Linked DNA regions of Homo sapiens: regions 2 and 3 are each linked to region 1. Evidence: read pairs that join two places in POLR2A ChIA-PET (ENCODE). Cell type or tissue: Caco-2. All regions are shown on one strand. Region 1 has its middle 33 kb from the start of AXIN2. Region 2 overlaps CEP112 (centrosomal protein 112). Region 3 overlaps CEP112 (centrosomal protein 112).

Evidence for each region. Peaks named below come from ENCODE experiments on the same cell type or tissue, not always from the same donor. Only the 100,000 strongest peaks of a DNase experiment are listed, where the experiment ranks them.
Region 2: POLR2A ChIA-PET joins it to region 1 with 5 read pairs; 2 of 35 experiments call an interaction of 5 or more read pairs at or near these places.
Region 3: POLR2A ChIA-PET joins it to region 1 with 5 read pairs; 4 of 35 experiments call an interaction of 5 or more read pairs at or near these places.

The regions. Positions count from the first base shown.
Region 1 is chr17:65,590,447-65,598,446 of GRCh38, reverse strand. No RefSeq gene overlaps it. Among named protein-coding and RNA genes, the nearest start is that of AXIN2, 33 kb to the right of the region's middle. RefSeq lists an enhancer at 3,993-4,808. In Caco-2, no CTCF peak of the experiment used is centred here; DNase peaks (open chromatin) are centred at 3,006, 4,029 and 5,205.
Region 2 is chr17:65,726,579-65,734,578 of GRCh38, reverse strand. All of the region lies in intron 23 of CEP112 (centrosomal protein 112), which reads left to right. Among named protein-coding and RNA genes, the nearest start is that of AXIN2, 170 kb to the right of the region's middle. In Caco-2, no CTCF peak of the experiment used is centred here; no DNase peak of the experiment used is centred here.
Region 3 is chr17:65,666,344-65,674,343 of GRCh38, reverse strand. The region is part of intron 24 of CEP112 (centrosomal protein 112); the gene reads left to right. Among named protein-coding and RNA genes, the nearest start is that of AXIN2, 110 kb to the right of the region's middle. In Caco-2, no CTCF peak of the experiment used is centred here; no DNase peak of the experiment used is centred here.

The DNA.
Region 1 (8,000 bases):
CACCCGACTAATTTTGTATTTTTAGTAGAAACGGGGTTTCAACATGTTGGTCAGGCTGGTCTCGAGCTCCTGACCTCAGGTGATCCACCCGCCTCGACCTCCCAAAGTGCTGGGATTACAGCCAACACACCCGGCCAAGATTTATGCTTGTGTAAAGCAAAGACTACTGTAGTTCTCATCCCCTATCCTCTCCTGACCAACAGCAGTTCTCCAGTGATCTATAACAGCAACCACAACTGTGTATTAGTGTCCATCATACTCCCAGCAGTGTGCTAGAACTTGAGGCTACAGAGTGAGATGCAGTTCCTACTCTCAGAAAGCTTACAGTCTTGGAGCCTAAACAAAACCCATTCTTACCTATTTTTGTTCACACAGAAGAATTGTTGGAAAAATAAGGCCAGGCGCGGTGGCTCATGCCTATAATCCCAACACTTTGGGAGGCCGAGGCGGGTGGATCACCTGAGGTCAGGGGTTTGAGACCAGCCTGACCAACATGAAGAAACTCCGTCTCTACTAAAAATACAAAATTAGCCGGGCGTGGTGGCGCATGCCTGTAATCCCAGCTACGCGGGAGGCTGACGCGGGAGAATCGCTTGAACCTGGAGGCGGAGGTTGCGGTGAGCTGAGATGGCGCCATTGCACTCCAGCCTGGGCAACAACAGTGAAACTCTGTCTCAAAAAAAAGGCGGGGGGGGGAAAATAATGAGTATACTGAGTGCCTGATACAATGTGGCAAAGACAGTACACCACCTCTAATAAGTCCCCAATCCTATGATGCAGGAGTCCTCCTCTGTCTTACAGGCTAGGAAATTGAGGCATGGAGGGATTGGGTAACTTGTCCCAGGAAACCTATCCTCAGTCAGTATGTGGCAGAGTGAGGCATGGACTCGGGCTATACCCTATAGAGAAAACTCTGCAAAGCCCGGATTCCTGGGGCGGTAGGTGTGACTTACCCTGGGGACTGTGGGTCTTAAGTTCACTCTTGCCTTCTACGAGAGTGAAAAGCATTCTGGAGTGTCCCCTGCTCCCGCAGAATGACACCCCCACTCACGCACACTCACACACTCACATGCACCCCACCCCACCTCCAGTGTGAGACTGGACGGGAAGCATCCATCCCTGAGTGGGACCAAGGCCCTGTTTCTGCTTTGAGGCCGGGGACTTATTAAAAAGAATATCCCTGGCTTCGGGCCTTCTCCTGCTTCCAGCAAAACCACCTTTAATAGGAGCCTGTTTCTGACACCTACTCTCATCACAAACGAAGACTTCCTCTCTGCAAACAACATGAAAGGAAAGCCTTTTACTTGGTTCCTAAAGTAAGACTTCTCTCTGTAGCCTGCAGCTTCTTTTGGAGAAGGCTCTTCGTAAACTGGGGTTTAGCTTCACTTGGTAATTAACATCCGTTTTCTCTTGCTGCAGAAATGTTTGTCACATAAACAAACAGCCCCCGCCACCAACACTATGTAAAGGTGAAATATTGGCATATTCCAGTGGGTAATATGGAAAAATGATGCTGGGATCAAGCCAATCCCTGACCCCACTTACCCGAAAGCCTTCAACGTTGCCCAGCTAGACTCCTGGGGCCTCAGTGCCAGCCCAGAGCCCTCTTTCCCCATAGTCCTTTCTGCCCAGCAGAATTGCATATCCGAAGCCAAGATGAGACTGTCCCAAAACGGATCATCAAAAATATACTTCAGACCAGGCATGGTGGCTGTGCCTGTAATCCAGCACTTGGGGAGGCTGAGGTGGGTGGATCACTTGAGGTCAGGAGTTCAAGACCAGCCTGGCCAACGTGGTGAAACCCCGTCTCTACCAAAAATACAAAAATTAGCCCGGTGTGGTGTTGCATGCCTATAATCCTAGCTACTTGGGAGGCTGAGGCAGGAGAATCGCTTGAACCTAGGAGGTGGAGGTTGCAGTGAGCTGAGATTATGCCACTGCACTCCAGCCTGGGCGAAAAAGTGAGACTCTCTGTCCCAAAAAGAAATAAAAAATTTTAAAAATAAAAAATTATATATACTTCATGTCACGTCTTCCTTTTGTGAGGAAAGAAACTTTTAGAATAACCCAGGGCATTTAAAAACTCTTTACAAAATCCAGGCCCTCCATAATGGTTTTTTTCCCCTCCGCATAGAAAATAAGATGCTATAAGGATCCCCAAATATCTTACTTTCCAATTCTAATCTTACAATGCAAAGATTAGAAAACCACCATAAAATGGAAAATCCTAAAGTGAGGAGAGATTACAGTTATTCTTAATGTGGGCCAATTTAGGCTTACCATGTTTTTTGTTTGTTTGTTTGTTTGTTTGTTTGAGACAGGGTTTCACTCTGTCGCCCAGACTGGAGTGCAGTGGTGCGATCTCGGCTCGCTGTAACCTCCCTGTCCCAGGTTCAAGCGATTCTCATGCCTCAGCCTCCCGAGTAGCTGTGATTACAGGTGTGGGCCACTACTACCCGGCTAATTTTTTTGCTTTTTTTTTTTTTTTTTTTTAGTAGAGACGAGGTTTTCCCATGTTGGCCAGGGTGGTCTCGAACTCCTGACCTCAAATTATCCATCCTCCTCGGCCTCCCAAACTGCTGGGATTACAGGCATGAGACACTGTGCCTGGCCTTACCGTGCTTTTCAAATCTTTTATTTCTTCACAGTAGAAATGCTTGAGCAGTTGTAGTTTGGGCAGAAAAGCAAAGGAGTCCCTCCAATTCAAGTAGAAGTTCCTCCAGGGTCTGCATAAATTGTATTATAAAGCCCCTTTTAGGTATCTAGAATAATGACACTTGATCTGAAGAAGTTTGCTTTTTGTTGAGCTAACTTTAGCATTCGCTTTCATTAGGAGCAGATACATCATAGCATCCTGGACAGCCCAGCACATTTGGTTCACATATAAATACATGCATATCTGTCTAGGCACTGTGTCCAAGATCATCACAGCTGAGGACATCACCACCCTGACCGTTGCTCAAGCCATCCTAAACTTCTGTGACTTCTCATTGGCTGGGCCTGGATCATGTGACTCTGTCCACCAGCCCATCATCACTCAGGCTCTCATTCTAACTAACCCTCATCCCCCAAAGCAGGATGACCAGAGCCCCGTGGCTCATTTTGAGTGACATGTCCACATCTCTGACCCCTCTGGTTTCTTTAAATCCAAGAAATGGAAGAGTGACCTAAAAGAAATGAGGGCTGAGGCTTTAAAGGATTACTATCTCTGAGAAAAAGTTCAGTCCCTGGGAGAAAAGAGCCCTAGGCCTTTGGAGAAAGTATGAGAAACATTTTGATCTTTTCACATAAACCACTCTACTTTTCAAAACCTGCTGTCTTTTTTTTTTTTTTTTCCCAGAGTGCTAGCTGAGTGTGTGTGTAAATACGAGAGAGGAAATAAAAACCCAACACAGGAGCGTTTTGAAATAAAAACCCAACAGGCTCATTTCAAATTGAATCCCAAGCATACACATTAGGGTCTCCAAGCTGTTTGTCCTTCTTCCCGGCACTGGCAGGAGGGCCTGACTCAAGTTATTCCTATGAACATGAGAATGCTCAGCCATTGCTTCCTGTCTGAACAGACTCAGGGGGCTACCGGCTGCCTCCCTTAAACTCAGAGTCACATGAAGCCCAGACCCCAGAACCCAGGCCAAGGGGACCCGTGCTGGCTCCAACATCCAGCAGGCAGAGGGCAGGCCTGTTTGTCTGACCCCCTCCCAGGCTTTCTCACCAGGGCTTCCAACCCCCAGCCTTCATGACACATTGCAGGAGGAGATGCTGGCTTTGTGGTTGCAAACACTGTCAGGACCTAGCAGATGGAGAAGGGAGCTTTCCAGATGTTGCACACAATAAAAGGAGTTTTTATTTTATTATTTCTTTTTTTAATGAGGAGTAGGGGAGTTGTAACAAGGGCAAAATGTGAGCTTTCAAATCCTCAACTGGCGGTGTTTGTGTGTGCATGTGTGTGTCAGGCTGAGAGGTGCGGGCTGCGCGGTGGAGGGGCAGACGCGGCTCTGTCACATCTAAAACCAAGCTGGGGCAGCTCCTCGTTACTGGAGAAGGCTTCTTGCTCATTCCAGTGCGACTGGCTCTTCCCCCCTGTGTTTTCGTCTTCTCTGTGTAGACAAGCATTCCAAATGGGATTAAATGAAAAGGAGAAATGAAACACACATTGCCAACATTCGTTAGTGCACACACGCTCCGTTTTTTTGTTGTTGTTGTTTTGTTTTGTTTCCTTCTTTTCTCCTCTCTCTCTCTTTCCTTCTCTCTTTAAACAGGGAGAGGCCAGCACCAAGTATAATAATCCTGAAAGAGCTGCTGCCTCTGGGAACCCAGAAAGACTTTTGCGAAAAAAAAAAAAGAGTTGTGGTGTTTTTTCCTCCTGATGGTGAGGATTTAAGTGAAACTGACTTTGCTCTTTGGTGGGAGAAGCGGCATGGAAGTTTCCCCTTTTTCTGGCAGCGTCTTTGGGGGACGGATCTTTTTAATAAGCCATTTCCTGGCGCTTGAATAGTTGGTCCCCCTCCCCCTTTAACAGTGTCATGCACCATGTCAGACATCAAAGCCCTAATTAAACCCATTCTTTAATTGTGTCTTTTTGCTTCATTACTTTCCCTTCCCCTTTGATGAGGGCTGCACCTCTCTGATCGCCCCCAAATTATCGTTTTCTCTTTATTTTCTAGAAGATCTGAAAATTGCTCGCTGGGTCATTATCAGGTACCCCCACTTCCTTTTTTACTTCTTCAAGTTGGGGACACGGGGCCTTCTCGGCCCCCATCCCCCACCCCCCATCCCCCTTCCCCCCAACGGTTAAAGGGATATTCACACCTTTTCCCCTCCCGGGTCTTCTATTCTTATGAAGTTTCCATTGATTATTGTCCTGAAATTCCTTGGTCCAGTCATAGATAAAAGGATAATGACTTCAAAGGGAAGAGTTAAGAGTTTAACCCCAAGCGAAGAGAGTGGACAACTAGGTAATTGAGGGTAATAACCCATCACAGACTTGCTTTCAAAGGATCGCCCAGCTGAACTCTCAGGTGGCTTTAATTTTATTAACATTTGTAGCCGCTGACTTGAGAAGACGGTCTGGAGACATTACAAGCTTCAAAGCTCCAGGTAACACTCCGCCCGGCCGGGAACCTGACATCAATTTGGGCCTGAGCGCCCCCCTCATACGGATGGCAGTGACTGCTGCTAACCCCAAACTTCTCTGCCAAACCAGACCCCAGAAACTCTGGGGAGGCGAGATCAAAAGTCCCACTCAGCCACACCCCTCCACAACGGCAATCAAGAATTCAGATCAAACAAAGACACTTAAAGGCACAAGGTTTGGGGGCGGAGGGGAGGAAAGCCTTCCTTTCTTGGTGTCAGTGGACCTGGGTCTTCATGGGTGCGCCCAGGGCACCCATGAAGGCTTTGCAGGGCAGGCTGGGAATCCCCAGGGACCAGGGAGCCCTGTGGGTGGGAGGAGGGCTTGATCCCTCAGGGGCCTCCCCCGCTTCCCCCACCTCTCTCACTCTCCTTGCATCCTCTGAGACATCCCTGACACCCATCAGAGAGAAGCAGACCTGGTGACCGGGCCAACATCTTTATTTTATGAATGAGAAAATAACATTTCAAAAGCCAAGATGGCTTGCCTGGAGAGCACCCGTGAATTGGTAGTAGCAGAACCCCCACCAAAGGCAGAGCTGACTCCCACAGCTAGAGCTGGATGAGCAGACAGGACCTGGGGAAGAAAGGAAGACTGCATCCAACTAGAACATTGCCCCAGGGAGACCCAACACTTGTATGACACTGGCATCAGCCCTGGCTAGCATCTTTCCAAGGCCTCCTGGCGGCTTCTTGCCCTGCACACCTGTGCGTTGCCCTTCAGTAAATCCCAAAGCCAGAGGGGGCCTCCCCTGGGTCATCATGGCCCCTGGGGTGCCATCCCCTGATTTATTGGGCTGATTGCCCAGCTCAGGTCTCCATTCTAGGGGTTGGAGAGGTTGGAGGGGAGCTCAATAGACTTCCTGGCCACCAAAATTGGGAGGCCTTCCTGGCGCATGGCTTCAGGCTGTCCTTTCGGCTGTTAGAAGTTTAACAAAAAGCCTTTGAAATGGATAGATGCTTGACCAGCTGCCAGGGCAGCTATAGCCTCTCTGCAAACTCGGGGCAGGGCTCTCTGACCACATTCCTAGGCCCAACCAGTGGGAAGGCTGGGTGCTGGGGGAGGTTACTAGAATATCTTCACCACTGCCAACATGCCTCAGCCCCACCAACCCTCCTTTGGGCTTCTACAGAGAGCCATCTGAGTCCTCCAAGGACCAGGAAATGCACCCCAGACCCACCAGGGCAACACAGTGCTCCACACAGAGTGTGATTCTGTAAATGTTTCCTGAGTGCAGGTAGAGTGCAGAGGCCTCTGTCCAGCTCTCAGGAGACAATCACCAGCACACCTGAGAAGACTGTGGCCCATCCATCTGCAGCCCTCACTCCATTCCTTACAAAATATGGCTGTCACAGTGGCTCATACCTGTAACCCTAGCTCTGAGTAGGAGGATTGGTTGAGGCCAGGAATTCAAGACCAGCCTGGGCTGCGTGACAGAGTGAGACCTCGTCTCTGTAGGAAAAAAAAAACAATATATATATGTATGGCAGGGTGGGGGAGAGAGAGAGAGAGAAGGTCTCGCTCTGTCACCCAGGCTGAAGTACAGTGGTTTGATCATGGCTCACTGCAGCTTGAGGTGGGCTCAAGGATCCTCCCACCTCAGCCTCTCCAGGTGAGTTGGGACTACAGGTATGCACCACCACATCCAACTAATTTTTTTAAAAAATTTTGTAGACATAAGGTCTCACTCTGTTGCCCAGACTGGTCTCAAACTCCTGGGCTCAAGTGATCCACCTGCCTCAGCCTCCCAAAGTGCTGGGATTACAGGTGTGAGGGACCGTGTCAGGCTGAAATAATTTCTTCTTCTTCTTCTTCTTTTTTTTTTTTTGAGATGGAGCCTTGCTCTGTCGCCCAGGTTGAAGTGCAATGGCTTATTCTCACTCCACCGCAACCTCTGCCTCTCGGGTTCAAGTGATTCTCCTGCCTCAGCCTCTCGAGTAGTTGGGACTACAGGCATGTGCCACCACGCCCGGCTAATTTTTGTATTTTTAGTAGAGATGAGGCTTCACCATATTGACCAGGCTGGTCTCTGATTCCTGACCTCAAATGATCCAACCATCTCAGCCTCCCAAAGTGCTGGCATTACAGGCGTGAGCCACCATGCCCGGCCTCTGTCTCTATTCTTTAAAAAACCAAAAACACCAAAAGCTTCTCTGAAGCAGTATAAATGTACCCTAGGGAAAGAGACTGCAGCATCTCAAGACACAAGCCATACTTGGGCCTCAGGTGGAAGAATCAAAGGAGGGCAGGAGAGAGCTGGGGACCTCCTACTCCGTCTGCAACTGACTCTTGTACCGTGGTGTGGCTGCCCTGCAGCTGCCAGACCTTTGCAGAAAGGCTGTATTGGGAAGATGACTCTGGCCAGAGCCAGCAGCCGCCTTGATTTTATTACCTTTTAACACTCATGATCTAACTAGCTGACCAAATTTCACTTCCAACCTTTTATCCCCCTTTCTGGTTTTTTAAGCTCAGAAAGAAACACTGTGGCCGGGCGTGGTGGCTCACGCCTGTAATCCCAGCACTTTGGGAGGCCGAGGTGGGCGGATCACGAGGTCAAGAGATCAAGACCAGCCTGGCCAACATGGTGAAACCCCATCTCTACTAAAAATACAAAAATTAGCCAGGTGTGGTGGTGCACGCCTGTAATCCCAGCTACTCGGGAGGCTGAAGCCCGAGAATCGCTTGAACCCGGGAGGCGGAGGCTGCAGTGAGCTGAGATCGTGCCACTGTACTCCAGCCTGGGCAACTGAGCGAGACTCCATCTCAAAAAAAAAAAAAAAAAAAAGAAAGAAAGAAAGAAAAGAGAAACACTGTGGCCAACTGTGCCTGGATTATCAGAGATCATAGAGAGTGTTCCCTGAAGAAGGGC
Region 2 (8,000 bases), 140 kb before region 1:
GCTTTGGAAAATAGTTATTTTTCTATTAAAATATTATATTTATGTTTACACATAATGAGTTTATTACTATTTTAATGAGTAAAATGTTTTAATATTTCTTAGTTTTAATATGTAATATGATAAACTCAGTAGATGTAATCCACATATACAAAACCTCTTTGGGGTTGTCAGTTTGTAAGAGTGGAAAGGAATCCTGAAACCCAATACTTGGAGAACCACTTGTCTAGACATCACCCTCCAGTCTCCCTCATCAGCTGCCAGTGCTCAACATAGATGCCATGTTCTCTATGATCCCATGCCCCATGGGAAATGCCCATGAGTTCTTTGTAAAGTATCCTTTCCCTTTGACTTAAGGTCATCTTTTCTGCGAAGCATCAGAGTGAGAAACTCGTGCCAACCTCGTTCATCCCTCTAATGAAGTGTTTGCTGTATTACAGTGCTGACCCACAATCCCTCACCCAGTCCGAATCTGCAGGTTCTAGGAAAGTGGTGCTTGTGCTGTATCTGCAGTGGGTCCTGGGACAGCACAGTCTACTCAGACACATACAGGAACAGTGAAATGTGTGAGTGTCCCCAGTGAATGAGACAAGTAGAGATTATAAGTACCCACCCAACATCAGTCAGGTTTTGTTCCCAAAGAAGTTAACTGCAGACTTTCAAAAAGAATTTGTGTTTTTCGGAGGACTTTTGGATTTCAGGATTGCAGATAGAACATTGTGGACCTGTATTTAGATGAATTGTCTTTCTCACCAACTAGACTGTGAGGTTTTTGAGAGCAAGCTTTAGTGCAATGTTTGTTTCGATGGAAGTGCTGGAAATACACAGAATAAATGAATGATGTTCCCTCATAAATCATAAAAGGTTCTGATAACAAATAGTGTCATTTATTCTCATGTCATTTTATTTTTAGTGGCAGCAAGCTCATAAATATTTTGTAATGGTATAGCAGATATGGGGAGAGAACTCAGATCTTGTGGTAACCGTCATATATTTTGCCTAATTATGCAGATTCTAAAAAAATATCGTGCGCCTTGTATATACAGACACACCTTGTTTTATTGCACTTCATTTTATTGCACCTCATAGACATTGTGTTTTTTACAATTCAAGGTTTGTGGCAACTCTGTGTCAAGTCTTTTGGCACCATTTTTCCAACAGCATGTGCTGTGCTCACTTTGTGTCTCTGTGTCACATTTTGGTAATTCTTGCAATATTTCAGACCTTTTCATTATTATATCTGTTATGGTGATCTGTTATCAGTGATCTTCGATGTTACTATTGTCATTGTTTTGGGGTGCCACAAACTGCACCCATGGGAGACAACAAACAATAAGTGTTGTGTGTATCCTAACTGCTCCACTTCCTGGCCATTCCCCCATCTCTCTCCATCTCCTTGGGCTTCCCTCTTCCCTGAGACACAACAATATTGATGTAGGTCAATTAATAATTCTACAATGGCCTCTAAGTGTTCAAGTGAAGAGTCACACATCTCTAACTTTAAACCAAAAGCTAGAAATTACTAAGTTCAGTAAGGAAGGCATGTTGAAAGCCGAGACAGGCCCAAAGCTAGGCCTCTTGTACGAAATAGCCACATTGTGAATGCAAAGGAAAAGTTCTTGAAGGAAATTAAAAGTGCTACTCCAGTGAACACATGAATGGCAGAAAGCAAAGCAGCTTTGTGGTGATATGGAGAAAATTGTAGTAGTCTAGTAGAAGATCAAACTAACCACAACCTTTCCTTAAGCCAAAGTCTGATTCAGAGCAAAGGCCATAAATTTCTTCAATTCTGTGAAGGCTGAGAGAGGTGAGGAAGCTGCAGAAGAAAAGTCTGAAGCTAGCAGAGGTTTGTTCATAAGGTTTAAGGAAAGAAGCCATCTCCATAACATAAAAATGCAAGGTGAAGCAGCAAGTGCTGAAGCTACAGCAAGATACCCAGAAGATCTAGCTAAGGTCATTGATGAAGGTGACTACACTAAATGACAGATTTTCTGTGTAGATGAAACAGCCTTCTGTTGGAAGAAGATGCCATCTAGGACTTTTATTACTAGAGAAGCTTTAAAACTACAAAGGACAGGCTAACTCTCTTGTTCAAGGCAAGTGCAGCTGGTGACTAAGGCCAGGGCTCATTAACCATTCCAAAAACCCTAGGATGCTAAAGAATGATGCTAAATCTAATCTGCCTGTGCTTTTTCAGTGGAACAAGAAAGGCTGCACTGCAGCTTGGTTTACAGCATGGTTTCCTGAATATTTTAAGTCTGCTATTGAGACCTCCTGCCCAGAAAAAAAAGATTCCTTTAAAAAAAATTACTGCTGATTAACCATGCACCTGGTCACCCAAGAGCTCTGATGGAGATGTACAAGGAGATGAATGTTGTTTTCTTGCCTGCTAACACAGCATCCATTCTCCAGCTCATTAATCCAGGAGTCATTTCAACTTTCAAGTCTTCTTATGTCAAAAATACACTTCATAAGACTGTAGCTGCCATAGATGGTAATTCCTCTGATGGAACTGGGCAAAGTAAATTGAAAACTTTCTGGAAAGGCTTCACCATTTTAGAGCCATTAAGAACATTTTTGATTCATGGGAGGAGGTCAAAATATAAACATTAACAGGAGTTTGGAAGAAGTTGATTCCAACTTTCACAAATGACTTTGAGGAAGTAACTGCAGATGTGGTAGAATAGCAAGAGAACTAGAATTGGAAATGGAGCCTAAAGATGCGACCGAATTGCTGCAACCTCATGACCAAACTTGAATGAAGAGTTGCTTCTTATGGGTGAGCAAAGACAATGTTTTCTTGAGATGGAATCTAATCCTGGTGAAGATGCTGTGAACATTGCTGAAATGACAACATAGGATTTAGAATATTATATCAACTTAGTTGATAAAGCAGTGGCAGGATTTGAGAAGATAGACTCCCATTTTCAAAGAAATTCTACTGTGGTTAAATCAAACAGCATCGCATGCTACAGAGAAATCTTCCGTGAAAGCAAGTCAATTGGTGCAGTGAACTTTATTTTTATCTTGTTTAAGAAATTGCCACAGCCACCCCAGCCTTCAGCAACCACCACCCTTATTAGTCAGCAGCCATCAGCATCAAAAGCAAGACCCTCCACCAATAAAAAGATTAGGACTCTCTGGGGGCTCAGATGATTGTTAGCATGTCTTAGCAATAAGAAAGTTTTAATTAAGGTATATACATTGTTCTTTTAGACATAATGCTATCGCACACGTAATAGACTATAGTATAGTGTAAACATGACTTTTTTATATGCACTGGGAAACCAAAAAAATATGCGAGACTCTCTTTATCATGGTATACACTTTATTACAGTGGTCAGGAACTGAACTTGGAGTATCTCCGCGGTATGCCTGTATTATCTAAGAACACAATTTGTATACTCCAGGGGCAATGCCCACAAAAGGCTGTATGCCAAAGCCAAGTTATCTAAATGTGAGTTGGCACTATCCACTGAGCTCACAGAAGTTCATTTGGGGAAACGTTAGAAATAGTTCTTTAAAGAGACTGTGGAACATTCTTCTGGCATCACTGCACCACCAGGGCTAAGTCCTTTCTTTGAAGCTAGCGTATTGAAAGTTTCTCACTGTGAAGCCAGATGTCCAAGCAGAGATTTCATGTCAAGAAGAAATGTTGTAAAATTTTTGCTTGCAGGCATAGAAAAGAGATTTTACAGCATTGATGCTTCTCTCCCTTGGCTACTGACTGGAGTTCACAAGACAAGGTCAGCTGCCAGTAGGACATCTAGCAATCTGGTCTGTGTTACCAGAAGGGCTTGGTTGGGGGCGGGGGGTGGGGGTTGTAGAATATTTCATAAGATTGGGCAATTCTTACTGTCCTAAAAGCTTACAGGAATCAATTTCCCAAGGAATAAAATTACAAACCTCATTGTGGTGTTTTAGTAGCATTGAGAAACAGGAAGAAATCTCGATGCCTAGCATCAAATGGCATTGTTTGGGACCTGTTCATTACTTAATTCCTGTCTCCCCTGTATGCACGTCCGTAGGGCACAAGGAAAGTGGCATTTTCTTTGTGCCCTCCTGAATTAGAATTAATAATGCTAAGAATAGAAATGTATTTTCCATCCCACCTAAGAAGGTTTGCCTGCTCACTCAGAAAGAAAGACAGAGCCATTCAGTCATAGTAGCATAAAGCGTAAGTGCCATTTTTCAGGAAGAATGCTCTGGAAGATAGGCTTGGATATGCTGTGGCTGTGAATTATGACCTTGCTTCCTAGAGCAAGGAGAAGCAATAGCAATAAATGAGCGGAGAAGAAAGGAACAGTTCTCTCTCAAAAGTTTTTTTTACCCCAAAGCTTCCCTCCGATTCTATTCTCTGGCAGTTTTTATTTTATTTTAAAACTAGTCAAATAAGATTCTTTGTTCAGTGGACAAAATCCTTCAAGTGCTATGAGAGATATTTTTAGCCCCTGGAACATTGCCTTGTGTACGTTAAGGAATCAATTAAGGTTTGATGAGCGAATACACGAATATGTGAGTAGGAAGAGTGTGATCAAAAGAACACAGGTGAAAGTAGATTCCTCTTCACCAATGGCTAAATTGTACTCTTTGGAAGTCACTAGGTGACTATATATGGTTAATTGGTTTTTCTGTTTGTTTGTTTGTTTGTTTGTTTGTTTGTTTGTTTGAGACAGGATCTCGCTATGTGGCCCAGGCTGGAGTGCAGTGGCACGATCTTGGCTCTCTGCAGCCTCCAACTCCTGGGCTCAAGCGATCCTCCCTCCACAGACCCCAACCTTAGTAGCTGGGATTACAGATGTGCGTCACCACACCCAGCTAGTTTTTGTATTTTTAATAGAGACAGGGTTTCACCATGTTGCCCAGGCTGGTGGTTAATTGTATTATTGCATGGTCCAAAATGAAGTACTTTGGTTAGTAAACTATTGGAATATATATGGATAATTTTAGTTTTTTAATTTTAAAAATTTAACAAAAAACTACTTGGACATTGTTAATCTTTAATAATGCTAAACTGTATCGGAGATAGTTCAAAGGCAGTATAATGAACGTAATGATCATTGAATGACATAAATGTAAGCCTTAGCAACCAAAATTACTGAATGATCAATTTAATATGTATTAGATGGTGCAAAAGTAATTGTGGTAATGGCAAAAACCGCAATTACTTTTGCACCAGCCTCATATATGCTACATAGGTGTATATGCACATATTTATGTATGCAGTCATATGTCACATAACAACATATCAGTCAAGATGGACTACATAGATGATGGTAGTCCCATAAGATTACAATGAAATAAATGATGAGAAAACCTTACCACCTAGTAACTTCTTAATTATCCTGACCCTTTGTAGGCCTAGCCTAATGTGTGTGTTTTTGTCTTATTTTTAACAAAAAGCTTAAAAAGTAAAAACAAAAAAATTAATAGAAGAAAGCTTATGGAATAAGGATATAAAGAAAAACGGAATATGTACAATTATTATCTGTCAAATAAAAATAAATTTTTAAGAAAGGAAAAAATATTGTATAGCTGCACAATGTGTTTCTGTTTTAAGCTATGTTATTACCAAAGAGTCAAAAAGTTTAAATTTTTTTTTAAGTTTATAAAGTGAAAGTGTTCCAGTAAGCTAAGATGAATTCATTATTGAAGAAAGAAAATGTTGTTTTATAAATTTAGCATAGCCTAAGTGTAGAGTATCTTAAAGTCTACAGTAGTGTACAGTAATGTCCTAGGCCTTCACATTCACTCACCACTCACTCACTGACTCACAAGTGCAACTTCCAGTCCCGCAAGCTCCATTCATGGTAAGTGCGCTATGTAGGTGCACCATTTTGTATCTTTTATACTGTATTTTTACTGTACCTTTTCTTTGCTTAGATATATTTATATAATTGCCTATAGTGCAGTAATGATACAGTAATGTTACAGTATAGTAACATGCTGTACTATAGGCAATTATACCACAATGGCATAAGGTGCAGGAAATGTACTTGAATACATTTACTCAAGTACCACTGGTACAACAGTTCTCTTTCTCCCATGTCCTTGATGAAATTGACTCACAGCTCCAGGCCCTATAGTCATAGCTAAGCCCAACAAGCAGAGTGTGGTCTCTAGACAAGTGGATAGACTGTATGGCGTTGTTTCTCTTGCAACCCTTCCTAGCTACCAACCTCTTGTTCTTTTTCTGATGTGTATATGATTCAACTCTTCCATCTATTCTCTTAAAGTCCCTTTTGTAATCCCACCATAATATAGAAAATTGACAGAGTAACCTATCGCCTCTTCTCCAAATTCCACAGTGTTTTTCTACTTCTAATCATCCTCTAGCTCTATGCAGCATTTGACTATATTGATTGACCAACAATTTTCCTTCTAAAACAGGCATTGTCAAGCTTGTTCTGTAAAGGGCCAAATAGTAAAAATGTTAGGCTTTGCAGGCCATATAGTCCTAGTTGAAGCTATTTAGCTTTTAACGTTGTGGCCTGAGAGCAGCCATAGACAGTATGTCAACAGATGGGCATGGCTATGTTCCAATAAAACTTTATTGACAAAACCAAGGTAAATGCTAGATTTGGCCAGCTGGCTGTAGTTTGCCAACCCTTATCTTATCTTAGCTTATATGATACTTCTTTTACTTGTCTTTCTTCTGCTAGTCTCTCTTCCTCCCAGTGGGTGTTCCTCGAGTCTATGTCCTGGGCTTTGCTTCTCCTTTTCTTTTCCACACTAAGATCATCTCCTCTGTGATGTCAGCTGTCACTTCTATAGAGATGATTCCCAGAAGCCCTGGCCTGATTCCTAGCTGGGTCCTATATGTTGCACTGCCTGTAAATCATCTTCTTTTGAAGATGCACTACTATTTCAGAGTCACCATCTACAACATTGAGTTGTGATCTTCCCTTCCAAATTGGCCCTTCTTTCCAGTCTATCAGGGTTACCTCCAGTCTTTCTGTTTCCTGTTAGAAACTTTGAGTTCATCTTTGTCCTTTCTTTCCTTCATCCCAATTTATCTCAAGTCTCTCACCAGAGTCCTTGAATGTATTTCTTATTCCTCTGATATGACCCTATTTGGAGCCCTTCTCAACTTGCGATTGATTTAAAACAGCCTCCTCTCAGCCGATATCCCTGCCAAAAGGCTCTCAGCTTCAGTCCAGTGTGAAGAACTCTGCCAAAGAAATCTTAAATCACTGTGATGTCCTTGTCTTACAAAGAGGGTTTGGAAATCAATAGGAAAACTAACAACCCAGTGGACAAAAAGAGCAAAGAACATGAAAGCAGAATTCATAGAACATCAATGTCCAGCAAACTTATGAAAAAAAAAATGCTCATTCTTACTCATAATCAAATAAATGTAAATCAGAAGTCCAAAGTTTTGAAGAGACTGACTGCCACCCGACCAGTATAAGTTTTCATTTTGAAAACGTGGTCAATGATGAAGATACAGGGAAACCAGCAGGCTCGTGCCCCATTTCTGGGAGTATAAACCAGTGTGGCCTCTGTGGAGGGCAGTATGGTCTTATCTACCAACATTCAAATGCACATAACCTTTGGGCCAGCAGTTCCCCCTGACAGGAATCTATCTCTGGATATACTTGCAAGTCTATACAATATCTTTGCAGGATTGTTTGAGCAAAAAGCTGGGGAAAGCAAATTATGACACATCCACACAATGGAATATTATGAGGCCATTTTTAAAGAATGAAGTAGATCTCTTTGAAAATGAGGCAAGATTGCTAATATATAATAAATGAAAAGAGTGCAGCATGTCATATACATAAAAAGATGTCCTGAGTAGGTCTCCAGATGGGTAATAGTGATTATTTGGGGGCAATAGGACTTTCCATTTTTTATTTTATATCTTTTGATGATGTCTTAATTTCTGAAAACGTCGTATGACTAAATTGAATTTAGAGGGTTGCTTATAACATCATGATCAAACTCTTCTGCTTAGCTTTCAGAGCCCATCCAGGTTTCTCACTATTCCTTGACACACACAT
Region 3 (8,000 bases), 76 kb before region 1:
AATTCTTCCCTGCCTTGCCTAACATTTTGAAACAGACCTGGGAATGGATTATCTAATCATTCATTACTAAGAGTGGAAAGTATTTGCATTTCCATGAATTGCTTGATCACATTTATTGCTAATTGTTTCTATTGATTTGTTTTTCTAATTTGATCTATAGAAGTTTATTTTTTGGTTGGGCATGGTGGCTCACATCTGTAATCCCAGCACTTTGGGAGGCTGAGGCGAGCGGATTGCCTGAGGTCAGGAGACCAACCTGACTAACATGGTGAAACCCTGTCTCTACTAAAAATATAAAAATTAGCTGGGCTTGGTGGCGCACGCCTGTAATCCCAGCTACTCGGGAGACTGAGGCAGGAGAATGGCTTGAACCCAGGAGGTGGAGGTTGCAGTGAGCCAAGATTGTGCCACTATACTCCAGCTTGGGTGATGGAGTGACACTCCAACTCCAAAAAAAAGAAAGTTTATTTTTTACATAGTCTGTATGTTAATCATTTGTTAGTTAGATAAGTTGCAAATACTTTCTCAGAATTCAGAATTGCTTATCTTTTAATTTTTTATTCAATATTTTAATTTTTTGAGAAGATTACCTTCTATCTTTTTCCCTATGGTTTCCAAGCTTGCTTAGGAAGGTACTCTCTAACCTAGATTATGAAATATATTCTCTTTTATTTTCTTATACTTTTGAGAGTTTCGTTTCATACATTTAACTCTTTAATCTACCTCAAATTTGTTATGTTATGTGGGATATATTATGTGGGAGAAGGATTGGGGTAGACAGAATGGCCCCTGAAGGAGGTCCATACCCCAGTCCCTGGCATCTGTGACTATGCACATTGCATTGCAAGAGATTTTGCAGATATAATCAAGGTTACTAATAAGTAACCTTAAAAAAGGCAGATGATCCCAGATTATCCAAGTGGTGGGGCTGATCCAGACACATGACCACTAAGGGCCGAGAACTTTCTGCAGCTGGAGGCAGGAGAACATGGCAAATGTGGCAAAAGAGGGCGGGGGGGCTAGAGAGATTTGAAGCCTAAGAACCATTGCGCCATTGCCACTTTAAAGAGGGAGAGGACAACATGATGAGGAATAGCAGTCGCAAGGAGATGAGAGGGACGCGCAGCTCACAGCCAGCCAGGAAATGGGAACCTCAGCCCTGTAGTGCCAAGGAAGTGAATTCTGCCAACAACCCAAATGAGCTTAGAAGTGAATTCTCCCCCAGAGCCTCCAGATAAGAGCCCAGGCCAGCTGACACCTTGATTTTGACCTTGTGATACCCAGAGCTGAGGATCCAGCTGAGCTCCCTCAAACTTCCAACCTACAAAACTGTGAGGGAATAAATCTGTGTTGTTTTAAGCTGCTAACTTTGGGTAATTTGTTACAGCAATGATAAAAAACTAATACAGGGATTTTACTAGTTTCCTTTCCAAATAGATAGCCAGTTATTAATACTAATACCATGTATTGACTGAGATATATTTCTCCCATTTTTTGGAAATGCCATCATTTTCAAAAATCAAATTTTTGATATGTGTGTGAATCTGGGACTTTCTCTTCTTTCCCATTTATCGATTTCCTGTGCCAATATGAGCCATCTATTAGGGTACTTAAGAGCATGAGCTTCAGAGCCACAGTGCCTGGCTTCAGATCTCAGCTCTGCCACTTCCACTTACTTGCTATGGAACGTTAAGCAAGTTACTTGCTTGATTTGCCTCAGTTTCCCTATCTTGAAAATGAATTAATAGTGGTACTCACCTTATGAATTTGTTGTGAGGATTCAATCAGGTATTACAAGCAAAACCTTTCTGAAGAGTACTAATATGTAGTAAATATCATCTATAAAGAGAAGACTCCTCTCATCATCTTTTTAAAAATTTAAACTAAATTGTCTTAGTTATTCTTCAGCATTTTCTCCTTCACATGAATCTTGGGCTAAGATTGTAGAGTTCATTTTTTTTTAATCCCACTGATTGTCTTATGGGGACTGTATTGAATTTATGAATTAGTCTCAGGACAATTGACATCTTTGCGATATTGAGTCTTCCCATTCAGGAACTTTACATCTCTTTGCATTTCATTAGTTTTTTCATTACAACTGAAATCTATCCTAATATGGATGGATGTGTTGTACATTTCTTATTAAACTTATTCCCAAATATATTATGGTATATTTTCTTTTCATGGGTTTCCCTTGTTTTTTCTAAATGGATAATTCTGGTATTTAGGAGTATTACAGTTGTCTCACCAGAGCTCTTACCAACATTACTTCTAATGATCTTTCAGTTGATTTCTTAAATTTTCTAAGTAGGCAATTGTATCATTCCTAAACAGATTTAATGTTTGTATCTTCCTTCCTGTATTTCATCCTTATTTATTAATGTTTGTCATATTGCACAGGTGAGGCCTCCAGTTCCATATCAAGTAGTACCAGTGATAGTATGTGTCCTTGTTTTTTTCTTATCTTTAATGAGAATTCCTAAGTTTCACTGAAAGAGTTTGCTTCCTGAGGATTTCTAATAGCTACCTTTTGTTGAGTTCAGACACATCACCTTCATTCTAATTACTTGTGGACATATTTTGTCATTTCCACTAGACTAAGGTTCCTCTGAGGGCAGTGAATGTATTATAGTAGGAATACACACACACATACACACACAAGTACTATAAATATACATACACACACATACTATATATGTACATACACACATACATACTATATATATACATACACACACATATATATGTTGTGTGTTGGTGTATATAGTATGTCTGTTTGTTCCACAGTCAACTTTCACCACATAGAAGATGAACAGAGTTTATCTCCAGTTGGTTCAGGGAGTTTGTACCAATGAGAGACAGAAAGCCTCCAAGTCCTCTTGCATATGCAGGATAGAAACACCATTCTTCTTGTCCGTACATCAGTCACAAAGAGACTTTTTGACCCTTTTCTCTTACACTCATCATGGGCTCCCGTAGACACAGTGCAAGATCCTCTTTTCTGAGATGTAGCATTCCCTGTACATGGGGGTACTTCTCCCCTTATGGATGCTACCTCCCAATTTCCCCTTCGGGAGCTCTTAAAGTGTAGTCAGGGCTCTCTTTTCTGTGATGTCACCCTGTGGTATGACCTTCAGATTCCTGACCCCCAGTGACTACTGTTTTCCCTTTTGCCACCTGCTTATAGTCCTTCTCTTTCCACCAGCTGCGTACTATTTGTTTTACCCACCCCCCTTCTCAGCCAAACAACCCTAACAGACATCTGAGAAATAAGTTTCCTTTCAGAAATAATAGTGGATATTTATATATTTATATTCTTTGTATAATCTATTATGTTGTTTTGATGCATTTCTTTATAATAATGGGTTATTTTTTCAACGACTGTAGTGTGAGTTGATTCCCCAGTTATCTGTACTGAGCTTAGTCTTGGTCTGCCCCGCCCCCCCCGCCCACTACCACAGTGCTTTGTACAAAGCAGGCATTCAACTGCATGATCAGTAAATACAGTAGTAATACATTCCATAAGGTTTTAGACCCTGAGTTGGCTGACAATCAGATTCATAATTCTGAAGTAGTATCTACTTAGTTTTCATTAATCCTTAAAACTGCTAAATTTTTGGTTCGGTGTATACTGACCTTTTTAGTGAAGCTTGTGAAAAACTGATTGTAGCATATGTGAAAATTAATATGTAATATGTATTGATTGATGGTAGCATCTGTGAAAATTAAGTTGGTTAATTGTTGCAGGCTCTATTTCTCTGTGAGCTGTGATATTTTGGAGCTTCTAAGTCTAGAGGAAGGTGGGGTTAAGGTGAAGCCTGAAGAATGCATGATGGGTTTTAAAAGTTGACACTTGTTGTTATTCAGTTTTTAAATAGGGGACAAAGAATAATAAATGTGTTTGCATTTGTGTATATTAATATACTGCCAGTAAATAGAAAAGTTCTTGAGAATTTCAATTATGAGGGTTTTTTTTTTTAGTTACAACTGAGTTATAAAAATATACAGAAAGTAACAGGACCCAAACAGTGAGTTGAAATCCTGCCTGTTGGGAAATTCTAGCTATGATACCTATATAACTATTAGGGTATAATTAGAGGGTATTTTGAAAATGACAGAACACAAAAGTTTCAGACCCTCTTTTAAGCATCAGTTAAAAAAAAAACAACAACAACAACAAAAACAAAAAAACCTCAAAGAACATATGCCCCACTGAAGGGACAAACAGGTTATTTTTAAAAAGAGAAGGCACTTATTCAGCAAACATTTATTCAGCACCTACTATGTGCCAGGAGCCATTAGCCTTCGACTGTAAGATAAATAAGAGAGTCTTTTTCCTGAAGGAGCTCATAGCCAAGTAGAAGAGATTCCCAAGGTTAATTTGCATTGACTTCTTACCCCAGCATAATTCTATTTTTCTCTCTTTTTTTTTTTTTTTTTCAAGACGAAGTCTCGCTCTGTCGCCCAGGCTGGAGTGCAGTGGCGCGATCTCGGCTCACCGCAACCTCCGCCTCCCGGGTTCACGCCATTCTTCTGCCTCAGCCTCCTGAGTAGCTGGGACTACAGGTGCCCTCCACCATGCCTGGATAATTTTTTGTATTTTTAGTAGAGACAGGGTTTCACCGTGTTAGCCAGGATGGTCTCGATCTCCTGACCTCGTGATCCACCCGCCTTGGCCCCCCAAAGTGCTGGGATTACAGGCATGAGCCACCGTACCCGGCCTTTTCTTCTTTTTTAGACAGCAGCTTCTCAATCTCTTCTATTGTCTTCTGATTTTAGGCCTTCCCCATACAGTAAATAATCTCTGTTTTCTGGTATCTATTCCCTACTTCTTTCCCAGCTATACATTCTCTCTCCCTCAATGATATCATCTATCCCCATTGTCTTCAGGTCTCATTTATTGTGGTGATTCTCAAATTGTTATCGCCAGGCTATACATACCCTTTTTCAAACTCCAACCCTACGTTTATACCCCTGTGGTAACACATGCTTCTCAGTCTGGCTCATCAGACTCTAAAGTCTAAAACTATTCCTTAGAAGAGAATTTCTTGCCACCAAATCTAGTTTTATACTTGAATTTGGGGCTCGATGTCATAACATATTTTCAAAAGGAAAGAGAAATGAGTCAGTAATAGGCAGTAGTAAAAGAATTAATCTTAACACCAGGCGAAGTCAAACTGGTAGTGTGATTTCAGTGAGGAGAGAAGGGCCAGCTGCCGCTCTCCCAAAATGTTTCCCCTGCCCACCTGCCGAAAACTGAACTGATGGGGGCCAAAAAAATTCACTGCGAGACTAGAACTTTACTTGACAATCAGAGGCTTTCTAATGCAAGTTACCCGTTGAAATTGTCACACATTAGAGATTTTACCAAAAGAAAGTTAGCTGGGAGAAAATGTGACAATATGGGGCATTAGATGGGGAGGGCAAGATTCTGTAAGTGGAGTGATGGAGAGAGAAAGGAGAGGCCAATGGAACCAAAGAAAAGCATCTCATGCCAATTTTGTGTGGTGCTTGCCTGGCAGTCGAAAACAGCCTGTTCAAAAGTGACTTTGGCTAAAAGGGTGGAATGAACTCTTCCAGCCAATCAGTAACACTGAGTTGAGAGAATAGAAACCATCCAAATTCTAACAAACATGGAAAAGAAAGGAAACACTTCTTGTTCCATCCCAGGAAAGAAGGGAAAGTACCTCAACTTGGTGCTGTTGTGAGAGAGCACTTTTATTCCTTTTCAGCTTGTGTGATCACAGGAATGTTGCTTCCCGAAAGCCACATACAGGCAGGTGGTTTTAGAGTTTTCTCTGCCCTCGCGGTTATGAATTATATAGACTTTTAGTACTTAACTACAAACAGAAGATCTTCCAGGTGGGGGATCTGAGTTAGGAAAAGAAAAATGCAGAAATACAAGTCACAGGGGTAATAAGGTCTCTTGGATGTGGGTAGAAAGTTCCTGACTTAATGCCAAAGGCTTAACGTGTATATTGAACAGCTTGACATACCTGGAGGGCCCTGGGGATTAGTGAAGGAGCAGGGCAGAGATGTTTTCGATGTGTGAATTGTTTACAAGCCAAAAACAAAATAAACATTGGCCCTGTCACCAACTTATAGTTTATTGAAATGGAGTAGGTCCCCTAAGAATAGTGCCCAAGGAGGCCGGGCGCAGTGGCTCATGCCTGGAATCCCAGCACTTTGAGAGGCTGAGGTGGGCGGATCACTTGAGGTCAGGAGTTCGAGACCAGCCTGGCCAACATGGCGAAAACCATCTCTACTAAAAATACGAAAATTATCCAGGCATGGTGGTGGGCACTTGTAATCCCAGCTACTTGGGAGGCTGAACCAGGAGAATCACTTGAATCTGGGAGGCTGAGGTTGCAGTGAGTGGAGACTGCGCCACTGCACTCCATCCTGGGTGACACAGCGAGACTCAGTCTCGAAAAAAAAAAAAAAAGTGCCCAAGGGAGTGGCGCAGTCGTCGGCCTCCCTCTGAGCACAGTGGCTGCTGCAGGTCAGACGTCACTGCTAGGTGAGCTTCCATGGGTCCTGCTGTGACTCATTATTGAGTGTTTTGCTCTTCATGGTTCTACAAGTTACGTTTATCCTCAGTATACAAATATCACAAACTGATTTTAATCAGGTTTCTAAGTTTGTCTAAATGTGAGAAATTTAAAATACTATATACCTGTACCTAAAATTAATGACCACCCTAAAATATTATTGCTTCTAATTTTTAGCCTCTATGAGAGATTCCTCTCGATAGGTTTTGTGTGTGTGTGTGTGTGTGTGTGTGTAAGAGTACAAATGTTGTTAAAACTCATATCCTTCTTAAATTATAGATGTACGAGTGAAAATAATATATATTTTTTTGCTTTCTAGCACATTATAGTGGGACCACAGTTTTAGTCAATCCTATAAAAGATACCAACTCAGAATATGTCATTTTACTCCCCCCTCCATTGCCCTGGAGTTGTGATTCCTCCGTAATTCATCGGGCTTCTACATTTTGTTCCCTGGACATTCTCCCAAGCTTGTTCAACCATTAGCCCTCTGGAGTTCTGGGTTTAAGTACTGTCAGATCAGATTTAAATCATGTGTTAAGGCTTGGTGGGTCCATCATTGTCCTCAATTTAAGAAGCATTATAGAGGTCACGACATTGCTACAAAGAAGGTGGCACTAATCCCTCACTTTATAAAAGGGAATGCTGTGGTATGCATTACACCAAAAGACCCAGCCCCACCAGCACCACAGCCCAGAGAGCCAGCAATGTGCTCATTTCCTCCACCCTCCCTGCATACTTCCAGGGATGGGTAGTACAAAACCAGATGTAAACTATTTTTCAAATACTCCTCTGACTTAGCATTAAGTTTCCCTTAGACCAGATGCCAGTGTTTAAATAATATCCTGAAGGATCCAAAGAGAAGGAATTACTCATTGTGTTTCATTCATATAAAACCTGAAATACAGAGGGAAAGAGTACAAAGGAACCAAGTACCTTGAGTATGCCTTGCCAGAGTATAATAATTTGAAAAGAATACTGCCTCATGAATGCTCAAAAGTGAAGTGTTTTTTTTTTCTTTAATTATCAATTGAACTTTCCATTATTTGTTATTAGTGCTCTTTAGGAAAAATTAAAAGCAAACCATTATGATTTCTTTTGCAAAGCAATTTCGTTATGTTTTCAGGAAATTGAGCGACACTTGCTTTAAAGTGGCTCTGTCCTTCAATCACTTCCATTTACTTATTTTATTGATTTATACCTTGTTCTCTGCAATTCCTACTTTGATGGCTTGCATCAATTAAGACATACAGCAAATAACTAAACTTTTTGTCTTTGTGTAAAGTTATTTTCTCTGGTGCTCCCTAAGTATTACCAAAGGCTTCACCCAGCACAAGGGACCAATGAACCCTAGATTACACCAGGGTCAGTCATCAGCAGATCGTCAGTAATGTTGGCTACTAAGTATGTGGGTGTCCCATGAGGTAGACATTGTATGAAAAAGGCCCC